Regions from separate parts of the Homo sapiens genome. Here region 2 is linked to region 1. A link is a loop called in an ENCODE intact Hi-C map of the cell type or tissue named here. Cell type or tissue: PC-3. All regions are shown on one strand. Each heading gives the region's core, and the rest is flanking DNA. Links, peaks and the distances in the headings are about the cores only. Region 1 overlaps LOC105375161 (a long non-coding RNA gene). Region 2 overlaps LOC107986770 (a long non-coding RNA gene).

Region 1 (8,351 bases), core at 84-8,083:
TCCCTAAGAGAAGGTGAACAGGAAAAACACAGATTTATAAAGGTAGGTAAGATTTTCACTATGGAACTTGTGAAGTTTTAGGGCAGGACATCCAAATAGAGATGTCTTTTAGATAGATAGACAGGGCTCCTCCTGAGGAGAGAATGCTGGTATAGAAATAAATATTTGATATGTATATATTCTGATTGAGGCATTCAAAGTGGATCAAGTTGCCTAAGGGATATAGTCAGATAAGCAGAGACAAAAAGGGAATGCACTGAAAACATAGCTATGTATTTAAAACCACTGAAGTCATGGGAAGAGATAGGAAGTACATGAGGGTATGTAGATGAGATAGGAAGACATTAAGGAGAGTGTGTTGTCATAAAAGTTCTAGTGGAATTTGTTAGTTTTTATTCCCAGCAGTCATTTCTTCTTCTTATGGTGTTACTACATGAACTTTGATATGAGTAAACTCTTCATTCCATTCTCAATCATGCTTTTTAGACTTCACCCCTAGGGTCTAGGAGTTGAATACACGAAATAGGCAAAACCTATTGAAGTTGAATACATGAAATATAAAGTTGAATATATGAAGTTGTTGAATACATGAAACGTGAAGTTGAATACATGAATACCTATTGGATTTGAATACATGAAATAGGCAAAACCAGTCAGCTCATTCTCTCCTGTCTACAAGACATGTCTACAAAACATGTCTACAAGCTCATTCCCTCCTGGCTCAAGAGTGGGCACAGGACTCAAATCAAGTCAATCGGTGTCAACACAGTTCAATTACAGAATTCTGAGTTACTGGGGAAACAGATTCTTCTGAACTGGTGTTGCAGTTCTGTGAGCCTGAAGTATATAACTTTCCTCCATCGAGTCTGAGAAGAAAGTCAAGACAAAACGTAACCAAGGGGGATAGATCTTACTGACATCACTTGAACCCTTTATCAGCAGGAGGTTACAATTTGAAGATGCTGAAGATGTTCATTCTCCCAAGTTCCTACCAAGAGTCACTATCCCAAATAGCTTCATGTTTCCTTACTTTTCTAACTCAAATCTACCTAGAAAACTGCTGCCATATTGATTTTCTTATTTTCATTATTTTAAACACTTTCTTCTGGCTATAAGATAAATATAAAATTAGGGGGAAATTGAATATTGAAGAAATAACAATAAAAAGCATAAAAATTAATTAGTACAAACTCCACTACTCAAGAATGCTGTTAAAAGTCCAATATAAAAATAGTATTTTAAATTGTATACAATAGTATGATGTAACTAATTTTTTAAAAAAACAGATACACACTTCTGCCAAAAACAGAAAAAGACCATAAGGAAATGTGTTAAAATGTCAGTTTAGGCTGTTTTGAATGATAAGAATGTAGATGAATTTTCTTTTTGCTATAAGAGTTAATATGTCTTCTCTGCATATTACATTAAGAATGAATTTCAGGGTTTTCTTCCTTCTCAATATGCAGTGGTTCAGTTCAGCTCTTTCTCTCAGAAACTGGGGAGATCCAAAAATGAGTGTCAGCGTCTATAATTCTCCCTCTGTCTCTAAAAAGGCATAAATTTTATGGTTGAAGTTACAAGTACTTCAAGACAAAGTTGGTGTTATAAAAATAAAAAAGTACATAGATATGTATTTACATATGAGATATACATATATATCAATCATACAACAGAACAGTCTCATGCCATTATTAGGTAGGTGTGTGGGATTTAGAAATCTCCAGCCACAAGAGGTAGGTTATGACAACAGACCATGCGTTTCAAAATGTTGTTTTAAACAAGTGAGTGTGTATAAATGTATTGAGGGTTGGATGGTGACATACGGAATTATCTATGTGATTTGAAAAATGAATACTCGGTCAGAGGTTGCAGCTCTAGAAATTGTGAGACTAACACCAAGCAGCTTAGGCAAGTAATTTTTGTCTATTTTTGTAAAGTAAGGCGGTTTTTTTTTCCTGTTCCTAAAATTAGGAGGAAATAATATTTTGCAGAGCTTAAAATTAGTTCTCTGTTCGAAGCTTTCAATATTTTTCAATGAGAGGAAATTTTTAAATAAATTACATTCTGTAAAATTAAAAATAAACTTCATAGAAAAGTACACTGAAACAAGCCCCAACATCGTTTTTAAATAAGAAGTTGAACTGTTAATGCAATGACATCTTAATTTACACACAATTCTCCATTTAGCTGTTTGAAACCTAATAATAACATTTGAGCAATAAATTATGTATCAAATATTTCCTCTTCTGATAGCCCACCAAAATATAGATTCAATGTGTACTACTGCTGAAAGTCCAAGTGAGATTTAAGATGACTCCCAGATATTTTAATTCCATGATATAAATTATTGGCTTCAGCATATATTCTAACATTACACTTCTCTTTACAAGAGTTCTTGCAACAGTTCATGACTTCTAACCAGGGCTGATATTAAATTCATGCTCTGGAGAAACATAATTTTAACCTGTCAAATGCTTCAGATTCTTTCCAAGATAGAACAAGGATTAATTTCATGTAAAGCAATAAAATTTACTGCATAAACCAAAACTTTGTAGAAATTCTTTGAGATTCACTGACTGACTCTTGAATCAGGATGCCCTTAGCATGAAGGGTGTATGCTACCCTTCTTTTCAGTCTACTTCAGTCCCTCCCACAATCCAGAGACCAGCTTTCCACCAGGTGTCTCAGGATGTTCTCCCCTTTATATATGGGCTTGTCTCAAAAACCAAAGGAAAGTGAGAGTTTTGTTTTGCCTTTTAATGAACACATGATTAAACTATTAGTTATTATTCAGTATGTATATTGTGATTTCAAGACTCCCCCAGTAAATAATTCACAATATTTCTTATGCTGCTGTGGAGTAGCTCATTTACAAAAGAGGTGCCTGTAGTGCTTTAGACAGCATTGACTGAAGTACAGCCTTGTGCAATTTTAGGGGGTCCTAGGAAGGGGCTAAGATTACTTTTTTTCAGGCTCTCCTTTCTCTTTAAAGCCTCTGGGTATATTGATCATGTTCAGGCCTCAAATATCAGTGGGGTGTGGAAGGAGGTGAGAGGAAGGTTATTCTACCTTGTAACATAGTTATCCCAAACCTCATTCTGGAATTTGACTCCTGTTTGAACTTAGGGAGCAATTAAAATACAGTCATGCCAACTCAGCCCCAGCCAAATGCTTTACACTTTTCTACTACAGGAATGCTCATCTCTTAAGCCAAGATTCCAATCCTTGTTTGTCCCTAGGCTGGAAAGCCACATCACTGACACAGCTGTTGAGATGAAGCCGAGATAGTGGAGTGGAGTCTTGACCTTTTACTCACCCTCTAGCACAGCCCATAAAGGGCCTGCATGAAACTTTGGAACTTTCTGAAGCACTGGGTGAAAACCACTAATCTAAAATGTTCTTCCAAAGTCCTTCCGGGTCCTAAATATTTGCATTCTATATAACACCATACTACTGGTTTTTATGAGCAACGTGTTCTTCCTTATTTAGTTTGGCCCCTCACATTCAAATATATGGGAGCTGCATTAGGAACCACATTTCCAATATATTCACTCTGGTTTGGGGACACAATTGTACAGCAGATTGTGGCACCAGATCTCTGATACATCAAAATGTCAAAAATTTGGTTACCTCTTATGGGATAAAGTAGAAGATTATGGTAACAGGTAAATATAAGTAACTCTCAGAAAGCAAAGTTTGAAGGTGTTTTATCTATTGAATATGCTAGCAAATTTTCACTTTCTTTTAAATGAAGATTAGGAAGGCCCCCACCAATATGCTACAGTGCCCTGATGCCTACGTCTACTGCTGAGTAAATACTCAGCTTTGCTCATGTAACTGGACCAGCATATTTGTCTGGAGCTGATGCTGCCCTCTGGCTGCCAATGTGAATTAAATCCTTACAGAAATAACTAAGCTTCATCACAAACAAGCAAGTTCAGTTTTGGAACTGAATCTTTGATAAGGTTCTCTGAGAAGCCCTCATTCTGGATCATGAAGTCAATACTCACTTCATACTCTCTTAACAGTATAGCACTTCTAAAGGGCAACATCTCAGCTCCCTCTGTTTCTAGCACTCAATATTGCCAATGAAAGGAAATTTTTTAAAAAACCATGTTCTGTAAGAATAAAAATAAACAAACTTCATAGAAAATCACAATGAGACAAATTCTTTTACCAGTGTCTCTGGCTTTCACATGTTTTTGCATAATGAAAGGGCTAATATAACATAACAAATCCTAAACTGTTTTCACAAGGAGTGGAAAAAAGATGTGTAAAAGTATGCTCTGTCTTGCTTCCTTCTGTTCACAATGTATCTAAATAAAACAAATGGTGTTCTTGCTCTTTCTGTCTGTTTCCCAATCTGTTTGGATAGTAGCCACCATCCCGCAGCCAACGATAATATCTGACACTTCCTGACATCATGAAAGCCACCATCTGTCTATCACCAAAACCCTGTACTTTTTAAAGACTACTTGGCTTGATCCTTAATGAAGCTTCAAGTTGAATGCACAGATCGCTTTAGAAGGAATACAAGGAATAATTGACACAAGGTATCTGTATAAAATCACGTTCTCATTAGATTCCATTTGAAAACATAAAATGAAATATTAAGGCCCCTTTCAGGCAGAAAAAGCATGGTTTACTTTCAATTGTGTTTCATTTCCGATTTGCCTGTGAAAGTTTAGACAGTGTTGAACACCAGGAATAAACCTAAACTAAAGCCTAAGCTTTAAATTCAATATTTTCCAGTCTTGTAAAATTAAACAGTTAGACATGACTTTGCAGTTTGTATACTTGAGCTATGAAAAAAGAAGAAAATCCATCAATTATTTTTCCAAGGCTTGAGAAAATCATGCCATTTAAAACTGAATCAACTTCTTTAACACCTGAACGATTATCCAGGAAACAAAAGAAGGTTCTGTATGTCTTCACTTGTAAATGTCACAGGTGAACACAAACAACCCTGTGCTGGCAATGTCAAGTCACTCTTTGTTTTATTAAACTGTTGTACCTCTATGTGTGCAACAAGGGAATTAGTTAACAGGGGAGACTGCGGAAAAATATAATAATTCCTAGGTGATATTAAGTTCTCTCAGAAAAAGTAAAGCTTTCCAGGGAGAAGACGGATTAACAAGTTTCATACACAACTTTCTTGACTGCACTCCAGTGTTGTGATTTGTGACATTGATTTCACACTAATGTCTTTCTTTTCTCTCCTTACTCCAATGTTGTCCTGTGGTTCCTTTTAACAACCTCATAAATCCAAATTTTGTGAAGTCATAGATATTTATCTGATAGTCAAAAACGTGTATGTATGTAGAATACACACTATATTCACTTATATATGTATATGTGTGTATGTGTGCATGTATGTATACAGGAAAGAGAATGAGAGCGCTATAGAGGCAGACACAGAGAAACGACGTGTGTGTGTGTCTGTGTGTCTGTGTGTGAATGTTTAGATCAGCCATAAGTTTATATCTTAAACTGGGGGAAAGATACGTATACAGTTCTGTTACAAAGTCCTTATGAGAGTTGAAGTTGCATTTCTCCAGAAAAAAATAGCTTGGTAAAATAAGATTTATCATGTGCTTATGCTATGCTAGGTACATGGTCATGCGCTTCATAATTGTCATTTCATTTGATTATATTTGTTGGGCACTATTACTATCCCACTGTTTTGAAGAGGTAATTAAGGCTTATAGATGGTAACTTAACTTGCTGAAGATCCCACAGCTAGTAAGTAATAGATACTGGATTCAAATCAAAATGGTGTGATTCAATGCCTGTGCTCTCTCCCACCACGACTGTACAGTATCCCTTGCTTAGACTGTGTACCCTCATACAGTCTCTAGCTATGAGATTATAAAACTTGGCACAGTAGGGAAAAGGGGGAAAGTGGACATCAAAATATTTTCATCCACATGAGTGACAGCCTTCCAAATCATCATCATGAAAGTCTAAGCACTTATTTTTCCAATTTAGTTGATATTTTGGAAGGGCAAGTGACTCTAAGCCATTTTATCAGCTTTAAAAGAAAAGATCATGTTGCATTTTGCCCCCATATTGGATTTATAGAACAAGCCCCACCTTAGCTGAAAAGCAGCCTCATTGCTATTCTTTGTCTGTCCACTCTACATCACTACGTTTTCAGATGGACAGTGAAGAATGAATTATCCACTTGAAATAACAGTGAGGGAGGCAGAATGGTTCACTTGAGTAGATAGTCTATCATAACACTAGACTCTTACTCCACTCAACGCACCGTGATCCTTAAAACCAACAGATGCCTGGGGAGCTGTATTCGACATGTTATCCAAGGTTCTTCCTAAGAACCTTGTCATGGAAATAGCTGTCATTTTTTTCTCCCAAACTAATTCAGAGTAAAGGGTATATCTTCATATCACTGAGTCTTCTACTTTCTGCTTGTCACCTAACCTATTGAAAAAAGAAACATAAAAATATACACCCTTGAGCTGAAACATTAGCAAAACCTGCAGCTAGTCCTTTTACTGTGTGTGTGTCTTGAATTGTACTGGGACTCTCCATAGACATTTGATTTTATTCATTAGTTTAATAACATTTAATTGCTCCTCATTTGTTACATGCAAACACATTCATTTCATGTTACACTTCCCTCTACTAGAGAATTCAGGCTCATGTTTCGCAACCTGGAGATGGGGCATTGTAGTTTTTAGAATAGAAATAACACATCAGAAAAAAATGAGAGCAGGTTGTTTAAATAAAAAGTGAATAAATTATTCAGACCAGCTGTTTGGATTTGGAAAGAACTTTTCTGTGTTGATTAAAACCTCTTAATTTGTTTTGTGCTGCTGTGAAAGAGCAGGGTGTAAATAAGTTGGGACCAGAATGCCCTTCTCTGTCAGAAGTACTTGGTCCAGCCCAAAAAAATATGGCCACCTCAGAATGTCTTAATCTTTAGAATAATGTAGGAAAGTGGGGGTTTTTTTACTTTAAAAAGATTCATAATGTTAATGAAAAATATAGTTGACATTTTTAAACAATAAAAAAATTTCCAGAGATTACAACATACATATCCTACAGTTAAAAAGAAAGAAAAGAAATGAAATGAAGCTAAACTAATAATTAAATAACACCATAAGGAAATAAATAAAAAGTGACTGCTAATATTTGCCCATCATCATCCTTTATATCCTCACCCTTCAAATCTTAATGCTTCTTTCTACATAGATTTATTATGTTTAGGTTTTTATTAATTCTAGTCTACAAAATGTCTTCAAATAAATGTATTAAATACTAGTCCCTAAGTATTTATTATAAGAAGTATCTTAAGAGATTCTCATTTATATATCTAATATCATAAACTTGACCTTTCTAGCATTCTTTTAAAAAATAACACATAACGGAAGACATTTAAATAAAGTTTTTGTGAGTATAAACTGAAAGCAATAACCTTTCTTTATACTAAATTACTATAGAGTTATCATTCATAGAGCATGACTTTAATTTACTTGTTTAAAATTTTTTTAAAACATAAAAAGCAGAATGATTTTTTAGCCTATTGATGAAAATGGTTTTAAACTTTATACCATAGTAATTATTGTCAATTTTTGCTTCTATAACATTTTTCAATGGTATGCTCACAAGATAAAACACAAAAATTGGTTTCCACAGAGATCTCCTGGAAAAAGCCTTATACCTAATATTCTTGTTTGGAGGAAGAAACTGGGAAAAACATCTGTCATCTCCTCACCAGGTTGTTTTTTGTTTTTTGTTTTTCTACTGAGCTGTTGTACAGAAGCCATTTATTGAGTATGCAGGCTATTTTAACAGTGCCTTGCAGTATAAGCGTGGGCTAGAGAAAAGAAGAAAGAGAGAAAAAGCATTCATAATTCATAAATATTATTCAACATAAACAGCCTCAAAGATATTTATAGAAATACCTAGGGTATAGGGAGCTGTGTTGTGGGCTGTATAACTTTCATTAGTTATGCAAATTTACCCAGGCAAGTTAAATGAAAAAAAAAAAGAGTGCATTAAGAATGTTAATCACATTTGAAAATATGACCTAGCTTTAATATAGTACAGTACTCTTCTGGACATCTATACTTAGACTTCTTAATCACAGGTAGCAAGTAGAAAAGTAAGTACTTTATAGAAAAATACAAGTGCTAGTTTCACTGCTTTCACGGAACCCAGATAAATGTGACAACGTTAAAGGTAAAAAAATAAAAAATGTACACTGTTGTACAATATATACATGTTTATTGCTGGGCATTTAAGAAAATATAGACGACCAAAAGGATAACAGAAAAAGGCTCATAAAACATAAAATATAGGTTTTAGTGTATATTCTTCTAGTGTTT
Region 2 (8,351 bases), core at 14-8,013, 330 kb before region 1:
AAAAGAATATAAAACTAGATCCCTACTTCTCTATTTTTTTAAATCCAAATGGAGTAAGCCTATAAATATTAAAATGGAAACCATAAAGCATTGAAGAAAATGAAAGTAATAGTTTCATAACCTCCGTGTGGGGGAAGAACTAAGAAATCTAGAAATTTAGCAGCTATTGAAGACAGTAAAATAATTAATTACATAACATTTTAAAAAATTTCTACTGACAAAATAAAAGTCAGAGATGTAGTATAGAGAAGTTTAAGCAAATATTTTTGTTTTAGAAATGAAAACAAATGGCAGAAAATAGCAACTCTAATGAAATATCTCAAAATAATGGCTAATGCAAACTTAGAAGTTTTTTCCTATTAATACATGCATAAGTAAGTTTATTGATCTAATTAATTAATGGGAATTTTAAGCCACAAACAATCATTTTTGGTATTTAGTGGGAACATTTTAGGGTGTGAGAATTTGTCATTTCTACTGATTAGAATGTATAGTTATCTGCAGTTTTATAGATCTAGTCAACTTAGCTTTTAGGGTAGTTTTAAAAATTATGTAATGTACAGCATATCCCAAACTGGGTACCAACTGGATCTGTCATAAAAGAGACCATTTACCAGCAAATAATTATCTGCAATGTTGAGGAAAAGTGTAAGAAAATGAGGATAGATGTCTCATATTAGAATAATGAAAGTTTTCAACTAGAAATTACCACTTGATTTTGGGGGGCAGCATAAGAACAAAGTAAGAAAGTAGACAGTGCCACCATCAGTTCATGCTGTGCTCTGAAAAGGAATACCCAAATTTCTAACACCTTCTTTTTCACATGTCAGCTGTTTAAGAATGAGGATTGAAGTCTTTTACTTACAATGATTTTGCTGTTGTAAATTAATGACCAAAGTGATCTATTATTCAGTTGCTCAACTGCTGCTTTATTTCTGTTGATCTTTGTTTTTCTGCTTAATTTCTATAAATTACTGTACAGTTTCCCATAAGGTATAATTAAGCAGAATTGCTTAAGTTTTAATTATTGTGTATTATAGATGTTGAAAGCAACATTAGCACTTGGCTTTTAAAAATGTGATCGTATATTTATAAGAGAGCATTTATAAACACATTTACATATAGTTAAGATGAAAAAGGTATTTGAATTGCAGTCATTAGCATTTCTTCAAACATATGGCAGAGCAGCGGAGGCCATGGGCCATGCCTTCATTAACTGAACACTGTTTCATCAGTGTTTCAGCTTCCTGCTGTGCCACCCTGTGGCGTCCCCTTCTGTCCCTGAGGTTTCAGTAACAAGGGACAATATGTCCCCAAGGTGAAAATCTGGAAAATATAGCAGATTAGCCCTTAGAGGAGTTCTTATGATTATTTAATCATACTTAGAGAAGAAACACACAGCACTGTTAAACCAGTTTTAATGTTTTCTTGTCAGTTTCCATTTCTCAGTTGCTGTAGCCGGGTTTGTCTGCAATGCACAGTGAACATAAGCGAGGTGAAATGGGACACCTTTATGCTGCCATCGTAAGGCCGATTTGTTACACATTTGCTGGCATAATGGTCGAGGCCGACATAGGTACTTACAAATATCTTAGGTTAATTATAATTTGTTGATTATAATGTTATCAGATAATAGATCAGCAGGAAACTTTCTTTAATGATGTCACATATGATAATTTTACCGTATTCCCTTTTAAAAAATAAACAAGAAAAATGAGTAAGAACATTGTCTTATAAGTAGCATGGCCATGTTTTAATTGTATCCTTCTCTGGTACATGAAGATTATTAAATCTTGGCGACAAAGGCATATGTCTCAAGATGTTAGTCACCTTTATGTTAGTTACATCTGCTAAATACCTCACATTAATATAGAAATAGTACCTATAGTATCGCTGTAATTATATATATGTAAACATTTTTATTAGCTTTTTAGTCTGAGATTAAAATTGTTAATAATAAACTCCTGTGATACCTGAAAAAGATGTATTTAAACATGAACATTTTTGGTCAAATTTTATATAATTAAGTAATTGTCATTAGTTTCTAATAATTGAGATGTGAAATCTTAGAAAAATCTTCAAAGCAGATAAACTAACCAAATATATGATATCTACTTCTCTTTGCTGAATGACTATGGATATTACACTTGGGAGATTCTTGGAAAAATTAAAATAATATCAATAAATGGAATAATTCAGAGGTATTCCAATGGTTGGAGCCATTAAAACAAGAAAAAGAGAAAACGTGTTGATTATTTGACTATGTAGGTTTTTTTAAAACAAGAATTACTACTATATCTAATATTAAATTCAGGAAACTTTTTAGTTCATTTTAATTAATAGTCCCATCAATTGTATATACAGTATATGCAGAACCTCAATGAAATAATAATGTCTTATAGGAAATTATCACATTCTTAAAGGAATTATTAAGTGCTGTTGTTTTGACCTTTTCCTTTTTCTTATACACACTAGCAAATTCGCAATTTTTTTTTTTCTGAATTGTCCTTCAATTTGTAAAATCACTTCCTTACTGTTATGGTCATTGCTCGTATTTAATTTATTTTTTAAGGTAACCACGTTAAGCATTCTGTGTAAGAAACAAAAGAGACAAAAGATATAATCATTTTCTTCAATGAGGTATGTTTTTGTATAAACGAAATATGTATTTGTTGATAGAAGTCAGGCTCTAAAATTACTACTCTGCCTTTCCTTCCACAGATGACTTTTGTGCTTTCTTGTCTCTAGCATAAGAGTTAGAACACAGACTCTAGAGCCAAACCATCTCAGCTTGTAACCCAACTCCACCACAAAGCAGCTCAAAGACCTTGAGAAAGTTTTTTTAAGTTCTTTGTGCCTCAGTTTTCTCACAGAAACAACATAAGCTCCTACCTCAGTGGTTTGTTCAGATGATTAAATAAGTTAACTTATGTAAAGTGCCCAGAAGAGTTCTTGAAAATAGTAAACATTTCATTATTAAAGACCCTTCTCCCATTAAAAAAATTTAAAAATTTCATATCCTTTCCTCCTCTAGTGTCCCCACTATGCATCCTAGTTTTGACCCCATATTCTTCCTCCTTTTCAAAAGCAAAAGTTTTTTTTTTTAATTTTATTATTATTATACTTTAAGTTTTAGGGCACATGTAAAAAAGAAGATTAGTACAATTACATTAACATTTTCATAACATGAAAAATAAAATTATCTTGAAAAAGAAAAATAAAAAGTTTTGACACATGCCACTTAGTGGCTACAGGCAGCATAAAGGAAAGGGAATGTAGAGAGAAAAGTATAGTAATGGACCATTTTCAGCAATAACAAAATCTGTAATATAGGACCAAGTAATAAGGGTGACTTTAGACTCATCAGATGAGAACTTCATAAAAGTCAACTTTTTTTCACAGCACACTCCCAGTCTTTTCATTGCTATAAACTGATCATTGTTGGTATAATTGAGGGTACAGTTACTAGTACTAAGAGACTGCTCTGTCTGCATATACTAGACAAATATAGGGACAACGAAAATGTAAACAACCTTATGATATTGTAAACTACCAGAATTCAAAAAATAAGATCAAGGGCATTGTTAATATTTACCAGAATATGTTTCAATAAAACATTAATTAAATGGGATATATATCTTTGTATGATGGATTAGTAAAATATGGTGTCAAATCATATAAATATATTTGCTTTGGGGAATTCCCTTTTGGACCCTTTTATTTTTTATCATCTCATAGCATATCACAAGTCCCCAGAAATATGCCATGCTAATATTGCCAACTGAGTTTTTCCAAGCAAAGATGACATCAGCCATCTGTCACACAGTACTAATGCTGAGAAGCAAAGCCAACTATAGAGAAAATAAATACCTTTCATATTGATTAGCCAAATATTTATGTTGAGAATGAAATGATTAAAATCTCACTATTCAAGCTAATTACTGTAAGTGAATATTTGCCTCCAAGTGAATGACATACCAGCAGTGTATTTTCTTTATTGCTTTCCTAAAACCAAATTTCATTGTGAACCTGTGTGCTGCATGAGGGGCTTGTGCTAGACTTTGCAAGGTGTTGCAATACACTGCCATAGCGATCTTTCAGCCTGCAGGTGTATCTCCTGCTGCCTTGGTAGATTTGATATACACTGTGCTGCACTGGTTTCCAGATGGCTGCACTCTTGTTCTATTTTAAGTTACTCTGTCTCTTAAAGTCTGTTACACTGGAGCCGGTCATTGCAGGGTCAAACAATCGGTGTTTGCTAACTTTGACTTGATGCTGAAACATCTATTTTTTCTGGAAGTGTTTAAAGATTGGCTAAATAGCTACCTGGCTTGATCACAGTAGATGATTACATTGTTTCCTAAATCAGGTAGCCCTATTCGGAGACATGAGAAGTTTTTCCAAATTCAGTCACGGCTATTGTGGTTACACTGAGTCATTCCATGTCAGTAGGAGAGATGTTGGCTGAACTTGCTATGTCAGCTGTTTTAGAATACAGATCTATATATAATCAGAGGACTGAATTTTTTCTACATTATAGCTAGGTCTATAGAACAACGAGCTATTTTATAATAGTGTTGTATATTTTCTTTCTGGGAAAGAAGTGAAATTTAGAGGTTTATAATTTGATTAAGCAGTAAAAGGTGCTTTGAGCCCTCTTCCAGGTGACTTAAAGGTCATAGTATAGAATGCTTCTGTAAACTCAGGCATTTCCATTTAGTTTGGCTTGGTGCAGCATACTTTTCTAAAATAAATGAAACATGATGATACAAAAATATTTTGGGCAAGTCTGCAGCTTTATATAGTAACCAAAGTCAAAGGGTTATGTAAGCAATCTAAAAGATCAATTACACTTAAATCACTCTAGATGGCTATTCTGTGGGGTTTCCAAGGGAGCCCAAAATACAATTGAAATGAATAAACACATTTTATCTGTTGTTTCTTTCTAAATATCAAATTATCCAGACGTATAAAAAAGTGTGAGCAAATGGATTACCCTTTTAGACATTTGACCTGGTCATTGAAAATTTCAGAGAAAACTTAAGGCCAGGCGCGATGGCTCATGCCTGTAATCCCAGCACTTTAGGAGGCCGAGGCGGGCGGATCACCTGAGGTTGGGAGTTCGAGACCACCCTGACCAACATGGAGAAACCCCGTCTCTACTAAAAATACAAAATTAGCCGGGCGTGGTGGCGCATGCCTGTAATCCCAGATACTCAGGAGGCTGAGGCAGGAGAATCGCTTGAACCCGGGAGGCAGAGGTTGCCATGAGCCAAGATCGTGCCACTGCACTCCAGCCTGAACGACAAGAGCAAAACTCTGTCTCAAAAAAAGATTTTTTAAGACCTATGTAGATATATTTGAAAAATCAGTTTAACAAAATATCATACCACTTTGCCTAGCAGGATACTAATTCTTTTCGTAGCTATGACATTAATCTATCCTAGAACACATCTTCAAACTATGCAATTTTCAGTTATATTATTCTACAATGTTTGTTACAACAAAATAATACATATTTCTGAACCAATTGAGAAAGAAAGTGATATCACAATGGGGGACCATTATTATCATTACAGAATGTGGCTTTTCTATATTGAGCCATCGCACTAGGCAAATCCACCTATGTAGTCATGTGAGTATGACCATAGCAGATTTCCCCACATCCTGCTCTGTTATTCAGAGAAGAGAATCGGCCCTTGCTGTGCAATAGGTAAAGGGGCTGCTGCTGTGAGTCAACAAACTTCAAAGATGGAAAGTGGAAGTGGTCTGGCAAGCCAACCAATTTATTCTCCAGAAAACTTTTATTACATCCCCTAATGTGGAATGAGTAAATAGGAGGCAAAAGAGGGTCCCACAATTTGAGCACTTTTACATAGAAGCAAGGAGCAAAACTGGCCAATAAGCATTTGCTCCTGACATAAAGCTTTTTTTAAAAAAAATAATTTATTCTTCCTTTAATTAACTAGTATAAAATTTGATGTGTTTATTTTCTTCTCCTTCTCCAGGCAAATATAAATTTATATTGTAGCAGCTATCTTTTGCTGCATAATAAACTACACCAAAACTTTGCTGCTTAAATAAATAACCATTTCTATGTTCATAATTCTATGGATTAGCAATTTGGGTAGGAATTGTCTGGGTTAACTCCTCTGTGTATCACGTGATGCTGGATGGCCTCAGTCATGCATTTTTTGATTAGTTGTAACAGCACCTTGAGCCTGATTGTCCTGGATAGCCTCCTGCACATGCCTGGTAAAGCTCTGGGGGCTGTTGGTCAGGTGACCTTGGTTCTCCACCACCTGATTTCTCATAGGCCAAAAGTTGTAATAGGCATCTTTCCATGATGATGGAAGCACTCTAAGAAGGTGAAAACAGAAGCTGCAAAGTCTGTAGGGCCCAATCTTAGAAGTCACATTCTATTATTATGAATTTTATTAGTTATAGGAAGTCACAAAAATCAAGGAATTCGGTGAGAGCCATTATAAAAATTTACTATTCAAATAAATATAAGTAATATAAATGTAAATACACACACACACAGAGAAAGATTGGTATACCACTTAAGATTTGAGATTGCAGACTCTGAAGACACCCTGACAAAGCTTGTGTTTTAGCTCTGATGGTTACTTGATGTATCATATCTTAGACAAGTTATTTAACTTCTCTGTTTTTCAGTATTATTATCAGTAAAGCGATAATAAGAATAGCTATACTGTAGGTTTGTTTTAAGCATAAATAATTAAGGCATGTAAGATTGAGATCAGTACCTAGCATATTGAAATTCATAATAATATCTTTTTTGGATACTTTCAGATATATAAAAAAGGGAATCTTACTGAAGACATTTCTCTAAAACTTGCATTTTTGTCTTAGCAAAATGTAAAGATCAACCCTTACAGTGAAAATATGTTAATCTAACTGTTTTAATGGGCACCTGGTGATCCAGACAAGAAATCTAAACATGGAAGGAGGTACCCAACAATTTTTCTTACTCCCTTTATTTTGAATCCAGGTTTGTGGCTTGCTTCTCTATGTAGAATGTGGTTAATTTCACTTTAAGTCAGAGATGAATTTTCATTTTATAGCCCAGAATTAACATTTTCTAAAGGTACTGCTTCTGAAAGAAAGAAAATGATGAGCTTTGGAAGCCATCAGTCTCTCTTATAAAAGGACAGCCAATAATGAGAGAAGGGAATCAGGTAGATAATATAAGAGCTATAGATGAACCAAAGTAAGCTATGCTAATAAAAAGCATAAGCCCCTGGTAAAGGAACTCATAAGTCTACCCTGAGCATTCTTCTACCCAGGTACCAGGAGCCTCACCATTAACAGATAATCTGGACCAATTCAACTTTCAAATATAAAAAGCAAGTTTCAAATATAAAACTGTAGCATCCATGTAACAATTATTAAAGGAAGAGACAATAATAATAAAATAAATTGGCAGTTGCAATCATATCATGAAGGAAAAGGGAGCAAAAAAAATTCAACATGAGTTAAAATAAATTGATAAGAATTAAAAATGTGAAAGAAATTTATTAAATAAAAATATAAATGAAAAGCAAAGACCAGATAGACAAGTAAGCAGAAAATGAGAAACAAGAAACTATAAAACTCTTGAAAGAAACGACTGCATAATACATTGTAGAATATAGAATTTTCTGAGCAAAGGTTAAGTAAGTTATAGTAAGGAACATAGAAAAGCAAATTGAAACAAGCCAAAATAAAAAGAGAAGTATAAAGAGAAAATATAAATAAAATGACCCACTAAATATAACATTTACTTTTTTCCTGAGTTAGAATATTTGTTTTCATAAATAAGAAAATTAAAACAGTAAAACAGAAGTAACAGTTAACATTAAAAACAAAAACGGACCCAAAAAACCTGAAAAAGCAAACAAACTAAAAAAGTCACTAAAAAAGTCACTAAACTCTCTGCTGATTGAACTGATCAATTCTGCATAGATGTATGGTATAAGTTATACTTGAAAAATTGACCTGGTCAACTTGAGAAATAGTTCAGTAAAATTAGAGTTTGAAGAAAAAGAAAAATCTCCCATGCTTTTAAACATAAAGAGTAAGTCACTTATAAAGCAAGAAAATAATATTTGACATCAAACATTTCTGTAGCAAAATCGAGTTTCAGCAAAGAGTGAAGCACTGGTTTTTTTTTTAAAGATATTCAAGAAAAAAACAAAGTATAGTACCAGGATTTTATACCCAACCAAACTATCACTTCAGTGGTCAGGTGTACACATACACATGACTGTTGAACATGTACCTTTCAAGGAAAATTTTATGCATGAGTATTCTTGAAAAATTTACAAATGACTTCCCAATAAAAAGAT

Evidence for each region. Peaks named below come from ENCODE experiments on the same cell type or tissue, not always from the same donor. Only the 100,000 strongest peaks of a DNase experiment are listed, where the experiment ranks them.
Region 2: it touches region 1 in a loop (16-fold over the local background); 1 of 110 quality-filtered maps calls a loop at or near these places.

The regions. Positions count from the first base shown.
Region 1 is chr7:13,739,059-13,747,409 of GRCh38, forward strand. The region is part of intron 3 of LOC105375161 (a long non-coding RNA gene); the gene reads left to right. Among named protein-coding and RNA genes, the nearest start is that of ETV1, 250 kb to the right of the region's middle. In PC-3, for the core only: CTCF peaks have their summits at 3,879 and 4,080; DNase peaks (open chromatin) are centred at 3,223 and 3,853; H3K27ac peaks cover 2,112 bases.
Region 2 is chr7:13,410,577-13,418,927 of GRCh38, forward strand. All of the region lies in intron 2 of LOC107986770 (a long non-coding RNA gene), which reads left to right. Among named protein-coding and RNA genes, the nearest start is that of ETV1, 570 kb to the right of the region's middle. RefSeq lists an enhancer at 719-1,518. In PC-3, for the core only: a CTCF peak has its summit at 751; a DNase peak (open chromatin) is centred at 4,365; H3K4me3 peaks cover 533 bases; H3K27ac peaks cover 318 bases.